Linked DNA regions of Mus musculus: region 1 is linked to region 2. The links are chromatin contacts, found by Hi-C or POLR2A ChIA-PET in ENCODE. All regions are on one chromosome and are shown on one strand. The core of a region is the stretch at or near the end of the contact, and the rest is flanking DNA. Distances in the headings are between cores, read along the strand shown.

Region 1 (6,350 bases), core at 3,012-5,511, 52 kb before region 2:
ACTGCCACCACATGGTCACACCTGGTCAAGTGCATGATGTGTCTTACAGTAGGCATGACTTGTGCCCACTGGTCTAGTCCCCTTTCTTTCTTTCTTTTTTTTTTTAAAAGATTTATTTATTGATTATATGTAAGTACACTGTAGCTGTCTTCAGACACTCCAGAAGAGGGAGTCAGATCTCCTTACGGATGGTTGTGAGCCACCATGTGGTTGCTGGGATTTGAACGCCGGACCTTCGGAAGAGCAGTTGGGTGCTCTTACCCACTGAGCCATCTCACCAGCCCCTAGTCCCCTTTCAAATGTGGCTTGGATGAGAACCGTGATTGGACAATATTAGAAAATGCTGTGTAGCTGGGCATAATGGTGCACACTTTTAGTCTCAGCCTTTGAGAGGTGGAGCACAGGCCAGTCTCATCTGTATAGCATGTTCAACGCTACCCTCTGCTACCCGAGGCTCTGTCTGAAAAGTTTAAACACACACACAACACACACACACGTATATACACGTATAAAATGTTATTTTTTGTGTTTATGTGTGATGTGTTAAACTTGCACGTGTAGGCCACAGGTGGGCGTTGAATATCTTCCTCAATTACTCACCCCCTTATTTTTTGAGACATCTCCCTCTCTAAGCTCTCATCTCATCTTGTGGTTGCTTGCATTGCAAGCATTTGCCAACTCGCCCTGCTAGTGTTCAGTTTGGGGTTTCCAGTAGACCTCATCACTGTTTGTACTGTTTCCACGTCCAAGTGACACCTCTTTGGCTGTCTCTCTGATGGAGAAGCGGTACCTCCAGAGAGCCTAAGAGGAACCTCGTGCCTCTCTGCTTTATTTGCATGTAAGATTGCTGTGTTCATGTGTCACCCGGAAACACTTGAATGAGAGTTTGATAGCCTTGAGATTTGGCACTTCCGGCTGGGAGCATTACATCCTTTGGAAGTGTCCTATGTCACACTATGCCAACAGCTGTAGGATTTTAAACAGACATGGCAACAAACGGGTGCTAAGCACAGCTAAAAATAGCCACTCTGGGAAGTGAAGCTGGGGCAGTGCCAGGAGCAAAAAGGTGGGCGGCTCTGCACCCTAGAGGGAAGGGAAAGGAAAATCCTGCCTCTCCTAGCACCCAGGCCTGGGCTCCTCTTTGCTTGGAATCTGTCTGTGCCATCCTAAGCAAGGAGTCTTACAGCCCCAACACATCTTGCATAGAGATTCTGCTCAGATTTCCAAAAAGGGGATTGGACCAGAGTGGGTCCCTCATTGTGCTGCGTGGAGAGTGGGTAACTGCTCTCGTCCTAATAGGATGCTCACACCTCTGTCCTCACCCTTGGCCGCCCCTATCTTGGCTCCTCAGGACACTGAGCGATGAGAGTGGCTTTGCCTCCACAGTCTGAACTGTTTTGTCCCAGGGGAGCCTAGGCGTTCCAGTGCCATCCCTCCTCCTCCTCCTCCTCCCTCTAAGACCTCAAGCACATCTTCCATGCCCCGCTGCACTCCCTGAGCAGTGAAAGATGGTGGCTGTCAGGATGATGGGTGGCAAGTGGGGTAAACATAGCTTGTTACTACCAGATTCGATTACCGGGCATTGCCTGAAGACAAATGACTCAGGGCCTCTCCCCACTTGAAGGCAAGGATCTGGTGACGAGCAGTCACAGATGTTGTACAGTATTCTCACAAACCTGGGAACGGTAGACGGGACTAATGGTGTTATCTCTGGTTTTTATTATTGGTGGTTTAGAATTGGAAGCCGCGGTTTAACCCTGAGAGTAATCAAAACTGGAGGAAAGTTACAGAGGCAGGGCACATGGTAATGTTCGAAAGCTAGTGAAGCTGACAATGTTAACAAGGTCAGGGTTGTTATTGACTTTGGTGAAGCAAGTAACAACCTTCTAAATGGTCTCTAGAATATTCCGTGTCCTTCTTAGAGTTCACTGTTAAACTATAGGGGGTCAAGGCATGTGTGTGCAGGGGCCATTAGAAATCAGGGTCCCTGGAGCTGGGGAAACAGACTATTGGGATCCACCCAGTGGAGGTACTGGGAACTGAACTCGGGTCCTCTGGGAGAGCAGCAAACACACTTAATTGCTCTACAATCTCCCCGGCCCTAGAATGTTCCACATTTTGATCTGGTGGTGTTGACATTAGTTTATATATGCACAAAAATCGATTAAGCTCTACAATTAAGCTGTGTGTACTTGAGCCCCATCTGAGGGCATAGGCTAGGAATTCTAACTACCCAGGAGGCGGAGGCAGGAAAATTGAAACTCCAAGGCATGCCTGTGCTACACAGTGAATTAAAAATAAAACAGACCTGGAATACAGCCGAATGCTTTCTTACTATACATGAGACCCTGAGGTCAGTCCCAGTTCTGCAAAACCAAGTGCATTTGCCAGGCATGGTGGCGCAAGCCTTCAATCCTGGCACTCAGGAGGCAAGGTAGGCAGATCTCTATGAGTTTGAGGTCTTCACTGGGTGGGGTGGGTATATGTTTTTTTCTTCATGTATATGAACATTGATGTACATAGAGAAACCAGATTTATGCCGTTTCACCCATATGAGACAGAGTCTCTTCGTTATTGCATTGCATTACAGCTAGCTAACACATCCCCAAGATTCTAGAGAGTCCCCCCCTCTCTACCTCCCATCTCCTTGTAGGTGCGCACTGGGATTCCAGGTGTCTGCAGTACTGTGCCAGGCTTTTACAAGGGTTCTGAGGAGCATCAGGTTGTCTGACGTACATGGCAAGTGCACTTACTCACTGAGCCATCTCCTGATCCCTTAAAACGAATGCGCACTTTATATATGCCATATCTTAGGAAATAAAAATGAAGAAAATGTATTGAAGAGGTCTATGAACAGAAATCCTTGGCCACACTTGAATAATACCGCTCTTAACAAACTTGGCGATTGCAATCCCATGACCCTAGGTCCTAAAATTCTGGCTTGGTTAAAGCCTGGGCATTTAAAATAGAGTCACCAGCTGACGGAAATGGCTCATCGGGTAAAGATGCCTGCTGTCAACTCTCACAAGTTGTTCTCTGACCTCCATGTGTGCTCTATGGCATGTGTGACCAATACACATCACACGCACTAAATGAGCAGATAAACAAATAAATGCAACAGAGTGCTAAGACAGAGTCACCTATGGCGAGATGAAACAACCGCAAGCCTCTTTTCATTTATACAGTCCAGAGACAAATTTCTAAAGCCTTTCTCTCTATTCGCCCAAAGTCTCCCCACTGTTCTACTGCTGAATGAGATTGTCGGGGTCTCAAAGTCAATCTTGAGGTCACACACGGAGCTTTGAGTTGTTTCCCCCACTACTTACCAGCACTGAGACATTCTAGAAAATCCTTGGCATCTCCGAGGTTCATTTTCTTCATCTATGGATTGGGTGACTAGCTACTTTATTTTCTACTTCCTTTGTGCAGTGTATGTACAGTGTGTGTGTAGACCTGGGGTCGGCATCAGGTGTGTTCTCCAGTGGCTTCTGCCTTCTCTTTTGAGACAAGGTCTCTCCAAACCTTGAGCTCACCGATTGGCTAGACTCGCTAGCCCATGGGCCTTAGGGGGTGAATGTCACTCCCTTCCCAGCGCTGGAATTCCAGATGTGCAGTGCATGCCTGGTTTCTATGTGGGTGCTGGGGATCCGAACCCAGGTCCTCATGCTTGCAAATTGGCTGACACAAGCAATTCCTGTTTTCAGCTCCAAATTGGGTGAATAATTGAAGAACTTCCCTAACAACCATGCCTTAAAAGGCTCCATCCAGTGCCTAGCCCCTAGCAAGAGATGCTAAAGATGTGGTTGCTGATTGCCATGGTCACCACCATCACTAGTTGTGCCAGGTTTGCAGGAACTTGCAAGCCACAGGTCCTCACCAGAGGGGAGCCTGTGCCTCCGTGATTGCTCCAGCAAACAGTTCCCACATGCCCCAACCTTTCCTATGGTTGGGCAGGCTCCAGGATGCAGAGGCCCCTCTGACTTGGCTGGACCGTTTGGCTCAGAGCAGGAGTGTGGTCAGGTTGGCCAACAGTGTACCCACGTCGAAAGCAGCTGTGGTGAACATCTGGCTCTGATTATCTGGCTGGGAATGGCTGGGGGTGGGAGCTCTGTGATTTATAGATTGCCCCTTTGGCTGTAAATCCCATCTGTAATTGTGACTTCTCTGTCCCTAATTGTTTGCAGAGAAGAGAGGCGCTCAATGGCTTACAATCCCTGGCAGAGCCCACAGCCTTGCTTGGGGGGTGAGGTTTGTTGCTAGGATACAGCCGTCTTTGTTTTGGTCCCTGCTCAGCAGTGTTTTTAAGGCCCTGTATACATTTCTCTGTATTGTTAATGTAATTTGTTCAGGCAGTGAACAGCCAAGTTCAGCTGAAGGAATCCGATACTCATAACAGAAACACCAGAGGCCAGGTTTTTGTGGTCAAATTAGGGTTTTGAGGCCTCGAAGAGAATGAGATGTTGAGCTATGTGAGAGGGACAATCCCTCTTTCTCTTCTTGTACTAACGTTGGCCTGGGTTCAGCTTCCTCGAGGAGCTTGGCTTTGAGGGCACAGAGTCCACTACACTCAGGGCCATTAACAGAGACCTGCCCTTCTACCAGAAAGGGAATGCAGATTTTATTCAAAAGAGATGAAAGGAGGCTCTCTGAGAATAAGCTAGCCTCAGCCAACTAGTCTACCCAGCTCAGCCTCTCCTGGACCCTGGCTCCAGGCACCTAGATCAGCCCCTCCTCCACTCTGAAGAACTTGACTGCTGTGGAAATAATAGTCAAGTTCTGTCGGGAAGTTATGTGACTGTGCAAAATGCAATTTGCCCATTTCCGTGGCCCGTGAAGATCTAACAGCCCCTCGCCATCTGGGGACCCCATGTCCCGCTGTGCTTAAGGTTTTCGGAAACTATGGATTCCAAACAAATCCCAGTGAGCGAGCCAGCTAGTGAGTGAACCCGGTTCACATCCTACCCTCTCCATTTTGCCTCAGAGAGCAAAAGAACCTAAGACCAAACATTCCAGCCCACAGACATGCACCATGCCTTGTTTTGCTCATGGAATGCATATGGTGTTGTGAAGTTAATCAGCTCAACCCTATTAACACGCCCACACACACACTCAGTGTGCACACGTGCACCTATTCATGTTACAGTTGCTGCACACATCCTGCAGTTGTAAGGACAATGAGAGAAGGTTCCCACCCTCTATAGCTTAAAATGTCGGGGAAGATACTAGAGCACAAGCCCTTACTTTCACGCAAGGAGTGACTGACAGGGCAAAAGTAAACCTCACTTGAACATATCACCCAAGGAAAGACTAGTTCATGCAGCGAGATGCATTAACTAGTCATGCCAAAGGACGTCTTGTGGTAGAGGCCTCAATAGTGACATAAGATGTTTCACCAAGAGTTTCTGTTTGAAAAAAGAAACAACAGGGCTGGAGAGATGGCTCAGCGGTTAAGAGCACAGGCTGCTCTTGCAGAGGATCCAGGTTCAATTCCTAGTGTCTACCTGGCAGCTCAGAACCTCTGTAACTCCTGTTTCAGGAGCCCTGACACCTTCTGCCTCCCTCAGGTGCCAGGCGCATATGTGGTACCCAGACATATTAAACACTCATACACATTAAAAAAAAAGTTAAAATTCTAAAACAGAAACAGGGCCATATGAATGCAAAGGAAAACAATGATGATAAAAATTAAAGCTTGACATGACGCATGTGTTTGTAAGAATATTAGCTCATAAAAGATACTTCAATAGTGTCCTTGTTTTCAAGAATGGTTTGGCAGCACCTAGTAAATGTGCAGCCCTTAGGCCCCAGCAAGTCTTCTCTACATGAAGGATGTGAGTAAGAGTGTATCTTGTTGGGGGCTGGAGAGATGGCTCAGCGGTTAAGAGCACTGACTGCTCTTCCGAAGGTCCTGAGTTCAAATCCCAGCAACCACATGGTGGCTCACAACCATCCATAATGAGATCTGACACCCTCTTGTGATATGCCTGAAGACAGCTACAGTGTGCGTAGATATAATAATAAATGTTGCATTGCCTGCTGAAGCTTAAACCGTGGTCATCAGTATAATAACTTCACACATGCAGTCATAGAGCAGAATCAACCATGGCTACACATAATAACAGGCATGAGTTCTGGGGATCTGATGTTGGTTGGAAAGAGCCTTTCACAAACGCTTCAGCTCTCGGAGGGGGTTCAGTGTGTAGCTCAGTGCTAGAATTTCCTGCAGGGCCCCGGGTGCAGTTCACAACTCTCGGTAACAAACTTTCCAAGAGGATGATGATGATGATGATAATAATGATGATGACATCAGTCCTGTAGGAGAATTGCGTGTGCTTACAAGATGGAGGCTG
Region 2 (6,732 bases), core at 2,627-5,126:
AGTGCAGAATCATGTTGTTCTTCCCTAACAGCGTGAAAGCCATTCATTAACACATGACTCGATGGCTCCGTGTAGAAGTCACAGTCTTTTCCCACCCATGGGATCCAAACCCTTGCTGGGACTGCTCACCTATGGAGGGATGCCCTTGGCACCCAGGGGCTGCTGACGTTGGACAGGCTTTGCAGTCAGGGATGAGGAGACAGCTCTGAGAAGCCCTAGGAGCCTGCAGCCTGCCCTCTGCTGCCTGGCTGTTCTTTTGTGCTGTGTGCTTTACTGGCCCCAGATAAGCACTTCCTGTTCCCCATTGATTTTACACAGACCCTGTTTCCTTTCTCCTCAATACCTGGGACATTTTCCAGCTCCTCTTCCCACAAGGGAAAATCCATAAACTTCAGAATTCCCAGACCTGCTTTTGGTCACTGGGCTCTGCAAGTTAGGACTGGATTTTGCTGTTCACTGGCCTTTTCTGTGAGCCCCTGATGCCTTCCAAGAATGTTCCTGATTGAACCAGTCAGAGAAAGGGTTGTGGAGCCTGGATCCTGCCCCGGCTTCTTTCCAGATGGAATATCTGTTATCTACCATCAGTCCTGAGTCAGAGAAAATATGTATGAGAGCATCTCACGGTGATTTTTACCCGCTGTTAGAAGCCACCTCGTATACTATGTTGAACGCTCTGGGCCCGCACCAGGCAGAACTAGGAAGAATTTGACGATATATTAGCAATGCCTAGCATGGGCAAGGAAAGAGGTACACTGTCCCTGTGCCCTGTGGACAAAGTTCCAGGACTGCAGGATTGGGTTGACACTTCTAGAGAGCGAAAAGAAGGCCCGGTACCCACCTCCTGTATCACTCAGTGGTGACATTACAGAGATTCACATCAGACTTCTACTGAGCTTTGTCGCTCAAATCCAAGTCATCACCGGGCTTTCGTATTTTGCGGTTTCTCTCTCCTGAACCATCAGCGGGACCAGTTATTTAGTTGTATAGTTTGGAAGGTGTTTCTAATGGGACGTGAAAGATGGGCTGGCGAATGTGGGCTGCAGCAGAGGTGACACGGTGGAGAGAGCATTTGGGACCTTTCCGGCTTTACCCACCACCCTGATCCTTGGGAGTGGCGTTTGGTCCATCTCAGGCAAAGGGAGCTGCTAATGCATTTCACAGCCCCTCTACCAGCTCCCTTCAAACCAAGTCGCTTAAACTAGAAGTGTAGCTCAGTGGGTAGAGTGCTTGCCTCCACGGTTCAATCCTCAGCATCACATAAGCCAGACCTGATAGAACATGTCTGTAAGAACATGTCTGTAATCCCTGAGAGGCAGAGGCAAGAGGATCAGGAATTTAAGGTCAGTATGAAATCCTGCTGGGGGGGGGGGGGGGAGAGGAGAAAGAGAGAGAGAGAGAGAGAGAGAGAGAGAGAGAGAGAGCACCCGTGGGTTAAGAGAGTGACTGTGTGTGAAGAATTAAGCTCCCAGAGCCCACGCTGGGCCACTCGCACTGTCCTGTAACTCCCCAGTCAGAGCCCCAGTGTCCTCTTTTGACCTCCGCAGGCACCACATTCATGGGCACATACCTGCACACAGACTCGCGTGCATGCACATAATTAAAAAGAAACCTTTAAGAAAAAAACAAAAAACAAAAAACAAAACAAGCAGGTTGCCACCCCAAGGTTCTCCAGGTGCAGGCAGAAGGCACACTTGCAGAAGTGTCTAGAATCTGGAGAATGCTGCTGCCCATGGGAAGCAGCAAGAGATGCTAAGGCAGAACTTGACATTTCCGGCTGAGTAAGCTGAAGGTGTGTGTGTGAGGGTGAAAATTATTAATATGAGGTTACCTTAATAGCTTTGTTTCCTGTTGCTACTGTGTGATGCATGAACCTTATGGACAGTGGTGGCACACCCTTTAATCCCAGCACTTGGGAGGCAGAGAGACAATTGGATCTCCATGAGTTTGAAGCCAACCTGGTGGGCAGAGCAAGTTTCAGAACAGCCAGGGCTACCTAAAGAAACCTTGTCTCAAAAGCAAAAACAAAGATATCCAAGAGAGATACTCACTGAGATACCAGTTCAATGCAAAGGTCAGAATGGTTACTAACCTGTGCAGACGGGAGTGTGGAGATGTAAGCGCTCTCCTACGTTGCCGAGAGTAGTGCTAAGTTCTCTAAATAGGTCTACATGTTCATACACTGAACTACTCATTCCCCTTACACCTAGAAACATGTCCCATGATCCCTGTATCCACACAAGGGCCGGTGATGAGTGTTCATGGAAGCCAGGTATATTCATTACAGAGGAGGAGCAAGAACGCGCTGACTTGTCACAAACTGTGAGCCTGAAGTGAAGTGTGGTACTCTGACATCTTGGACACCAGGTAGCTGTCAGCCTCAACCTGGCAACTGGGTAAGAAGCAGATATGGACCCAGTTCTCTCCTGTGTGGTGAGGAGACCAAGGCAAGGGCCATAAGTGAAGCTGAGGGAACAGAGCTGAAGGTTAAGGGCCGGAGCCAGAACATGGGCTCTACACCCAGAGGGCTGAGGCAGCTGGCCTCAACTGGGAAAAAGATGTGCTGTGGGCGAGGGTGACCAAGTGTGGGCCACAGGGAGAGCTGGTGTGAGAGGTGTCAGCCATAGGGCAAGAGTGGGGTCAGGCCCATGTGCACTTTCTCCATCTCTTTTCATGATCAGGCACTGAGTGCAGAAATTGCTCAGGTCCAGCAGCCCAAGGTCAAGGCCAGGCGAAGGCAGTTTAACCCAGAGACCTGCAGGCTACTCAGTGAGGGCATAAGATCAGGCTCAGCATTGGCTTTGGTGGGTTCAGTTATTCATTCCTTTGGGAAACAGGATCTCACGATCTGCCTCTGAACTTGAGTTCTTTGTGCCCTCCGTACCGTGTGCCACCACACCCGACTGGCCTTTTCATCTTAAGCCTAGGGCTTTGCGCCAAGTGTTCCCATGGTCTATGCCATCAGGCTGTCCATGCCCGGTGTTCAGAGGACAGAGTTTCCCCTGCTCCTTTGAGAAGGAGCATGGAGCTGCCAGAAAGATGTGCAAGGCTGCATGTCCAGGTCTCCAGTCTGACCTCAGGCCCACATCCACCAATCACAGCATATACCGCTTTCCAGCCATCTAGGAATAGAGCCAATAATCCTAACAAGTCAGGACAGGCTAAAAATCCCCACCCCCACCCCCTCCACTCCTGCCTAGCATCAGTGGTGTGTGGCCAGCCAGTTGGTACCAGGCCAACTGTGAGTGTCTCTTCCCACCTCTCACAGTGACTCACCATAGTACCTCAAAACCAACTGTGGTGGGACTATTCACACCACAGATACCACAAATGCTACACAACAGACTCTGGTGCGTAGAAAGCAGTAGTAAGGGTTTTGATTAGAGCACCCACCAAGTGGGACGTCTCCCCCAGAAAACACTTGAGCTGTTAGAGCTTCCAAGATCGGCTCACTCTAGCCCTGGTTTTGCTCGTAAATAAAGATAACTAAAATTGATGAGTCCATGTGCAGTCCCTTCTCCACTCAGACAGGAACTTGCTACGTCACACAGGCTGTGCTGGAGCCTCTAGGCTCAACTGACCTACTTCAGCATCTTAGTAGCTGAGGGAAAACAGTGATGTCACTTTCTATCTATCTATATATGTTTAAATGTTTATTCACTGGAGAGGGGTACATGGAGGTCAAAGGACAACTTGTGGGAGTCATTTCCATCCCTCTACCAGGCAGATTCCTGAGATCTAAAGTCATCGGGACTTGGCGGCAGATAGTTTTAACTGCCGGGCCGTCTCACAAATCCACTTCCTAATTTTCTTAAGTGTCCAGCAGCCACTTGGTCCTCTCTGTTGTGACTGCCACACCATCGAGGTGGTTGATCTCTGTCGGTGAGGACAGGTCCCGAGAAATAAGGTTCCTCCCAGATCCACCCTTTGTTAGTGGTGTCAGCTGGGACACCTGCTTTGCTGAGCACCTTGATGGGGCCTTTGTTTTTAGAGGAACGTCTGCATCTGCTTTGGTTTTGTGCTTGTTTTTCCTCCTCTAGGAGACCTTCTGGGCCAGGCCTTGTCTTTAGATTGATAGAGCTAAGCACCCCTGGTTTATATGGGAGGTGACTGAGAACAGAGATGTTGGATGGAGCCCGAGACCCTGGTGCTCTGCGGATCCACTGGAGAGCTAGCTTTCTAAATCAAACCTTAGCTCAACTTCTGGTAGGAGAAACAACCGGATTCTTTGGAACAGAGATACGAACAGCTAGAAGTCGCTTGGGACAAGGTGGAGTGTGCACCAGAGCTTCCAAAATATTCGTTGGCTAAACCTTGGTCTGAATGAAAAGGGGGGGGGGGGAAGAACTTGGTTTTTAAAGACAGGGTTTCTGTATGCAGCTCTAGCTGTCCTGTTGCTCTATAGTCCAGGCTGGCCTGGAACTCAGAAATCCACCTGCCTCTGCCTCCCAAGTGCTGGGATTAAAGGCGTGTGCCAGCCACAACAATCCAGCCTTTTTGTTGTTGCTGGTTTTAAAGCAGTAAAAGAATCTGTTTATTTTTTTAAGACTCATGTTTTATTCATGCATGAATATGTATCTCTTCCTCCCTACCCTGTGTGTGTGTTTGTGTGTGTGTGTGTGTGTGTGTGTGTGTGTGCCTGCCTGCCTGTCTGTCCATCCGGCCATCCCAGTGTCCAGGAGTAAGGGTCAGATGCCCTGGCATTGGAGTTTAGGTGGTTGTGAGCTGCCTGAAGTGTGTGGTGATATCTGAGCGCACGTCCTCCGGAAAAGCAGAACGCTGTCTATCTGCTGAACCATCTCTCCAGCCCCCAAAGTATGATTTTTTTAAAAAGAACTTTTCCACAGAAAATTATCTATTGTATTAAGTCCAGAAGTAGCTTATTATAGATCCCTATGGACTTGCAAATTGAATTTATTTCGGAGGATTCGCCTATCCAGCAGCCTCAGGAAGGAACATGGCCTTCATCGACAGTGAGGTGGAACAAAGAGGTTGTGTTTGGGATTTAGTGCTGTCCAGTGCATTGATGCAAACGCTTAGAGCCACTCGCTTTATAAAGAAAATTAGGGACGCAAGTAAGAGTCAAAATAAAATGTTTTCTTTTTCTTTCATTGCTCTCTAAAGTGATTTCAGAAATTTAAGTAGTTTCCCCCCACCCCTACCCCAATCTGGGGAGGTATTTTGTCTTTATGCTACTAAGACTGGTTGGTGTATTTTCCTCTTTTTTAAACATTTATTATGTATCTAGCGTTCTGCCTGCATGTATGCCTGAAGGCCAGAAGAGGGCGCCAGATCTCATTACAGATGGTTTTTAAGAACTGAACTCAGGACCTCAGGAAAAGCAGTCAGTTCTCTTAACCTCTGAGCCATCTCTCTAGCCTGTATTTTCTTCTTTAAAATATTTATTCTGTGTTATGTGTATTAGGTATGTACGTGAGTCCTCAGACATCAGAGAGGGGGTAGGAACTGGATTTACAGATGGTTGTGTGCCACCTTGTGGGTGCCAGGACCTGAAGATGCGTCCTCTGCAGAAGACGGGTGCTTTTAACCACTGAGGCATCTCTCCAGCTCCCAGAGAGCTGGTGCATTTATAGACATAGAGTGATCTATGTGTGTTTCTGGGGGAGATAGGGGACCATGCTCCCCCACCCCATGTGGTGGGGGAGAGGTGACCTTACTGATTGATTCAGGCTCCAGGTGCTGGAATTACAGGTGTGAGTCACCATCCCTTACTAGATATAGGGTCTTAAACAGACTTCTAGGAATCAGCAGAGTTGGGCACACATACTCTGTGCTGTTCCTCTGAATCCTCGCAGTACTAAAGGAGTTATTCAGTAAAGTCCAGTCACTCAAGTTGAATAAATTGGACAATGGTGGTGCACACTTTTAATGCCAGCATTTGGGAAACATAGACACTGCCTCAAAAAAAGAGAAGAAAATGAAACAGGCTCCCTTCCATATGGACCATATGTCCAAAGGGTACTGTGATAGACTGGCCAACCCCATTATAGAAGTGGGCCTACCACATTTGTCAGAACAAAGTGGGTTAGGATTTCAGTACTTGGTGATTGCTGTCATGGGTTGAATGTGGAAAGTCCCCCTACAGACTATGTTTGAACACTTGGGCTCCAGCTGGTGATGCTGTTTGGAGAGAATGAGAAATGTTTAAGACGAGGTGTCTACCTAGTAGACTCATCGCTGCAGGGGGCATTGTAGGGTAAACGCACCTCTTGTTCCAGGCAGTACTCCGAGTCCTTCCTCTGGGAGATGTTAGGAGCTGTACCGCCTGCTGCTCAGAACTCTGACCTGCCTTCCCCACCCATGGTGAACTGAAACACCCCTGTAACTATAAGCCCAAATAAATCCCTTCCGTGTTACAGACATGGGCATCATAGTTAAACAGGCATGACCCCTGCGGAGGCCAGAGGACAAAGGATACAGACAATAACCGTTCCATCGTGAGAATGCTTTGAGTCTGGGCTCTGAGCAAAGCTAGTTTCTCACAAGCAGAAGATGCAAACATGCGGACCAGCAGAACAAAATAAGACCCTACAGCCCAGCAAGAAGTTAAAGTGAGCTGGTGTTGGGAGACAGCAAGGAAGGAAGCCTGAGGATTGGTGGGCCTGGCTTGTTGGTTTTTTTTATCCCTGAATCACTGAATACAACCAGTTAGGCTCTTAGGAAAGGGTGACTAACTGGTGTTTTTTCAGTGGTACAGGTGCAGTGCAGTGAGGA

The links. Hi-C counts contacts between places; a loop is a spot of excess contacts on that map. ChIA-PET counts read pairs that join two places held with the same protein, here RNA polymerase II (POLR2A).
Region 1: a map of left cerebral cortex shows a loop between it and region 2 (2.0-fold over the local background). The contact joins two enhancer-like sites. A Hi-C loop is called at or near these places in 1 of 37 maps with a recorded cell type or tissue (left cerebral cortex). POLR2A ChIA-PET finds 5 or more read pairs at or near these places in 2 of 5 experiments (both embryonic stem cell).

The regions. Positions count from the first base shown.
Region 1 is chr6:72,709,610-72,715,959 of GRCm38, reverse strand. The region is part of intron 3 of Tcf7l1 (transcription factor 7 like 1 (T cell specific, HMG box)); the gene reads left to right. Among named protein-coding and RNA genes, the nearest start is that of Gm31249, 27 kb to the left of the region's middle. RefSeq lists an enhancer at 3,008-5,781. Within about 2 kb of position 4,261, at least 1 of the 3 ENCODE cell types and tissues checked has a DNase peak (open chromatin) inside an H3K27ac peak, as active enhancers do.
Region 2 is chr6:72,656,758-72,663,489 of GRCm38, reverse strand. All of the region lies in intron 3 of Tcf7l1 (transcription factor 7 like 1 (T cell specific, HMG box)), which reads left to right. The region is part of intron 1 of Gm31391 (a long non-coding RNA gene); the gene reads right to left. Among named protein-coding and RNA genes, the nearest start is that of Gm31391, 4.9 kb to the right of the region's middle. Within about 2 kb of position 3,876, at least 1 of the 3 ENCODE cell types and tissues checked has a DNase peak (open chromatin) inside an H3K27ac peak, as active enhancers do.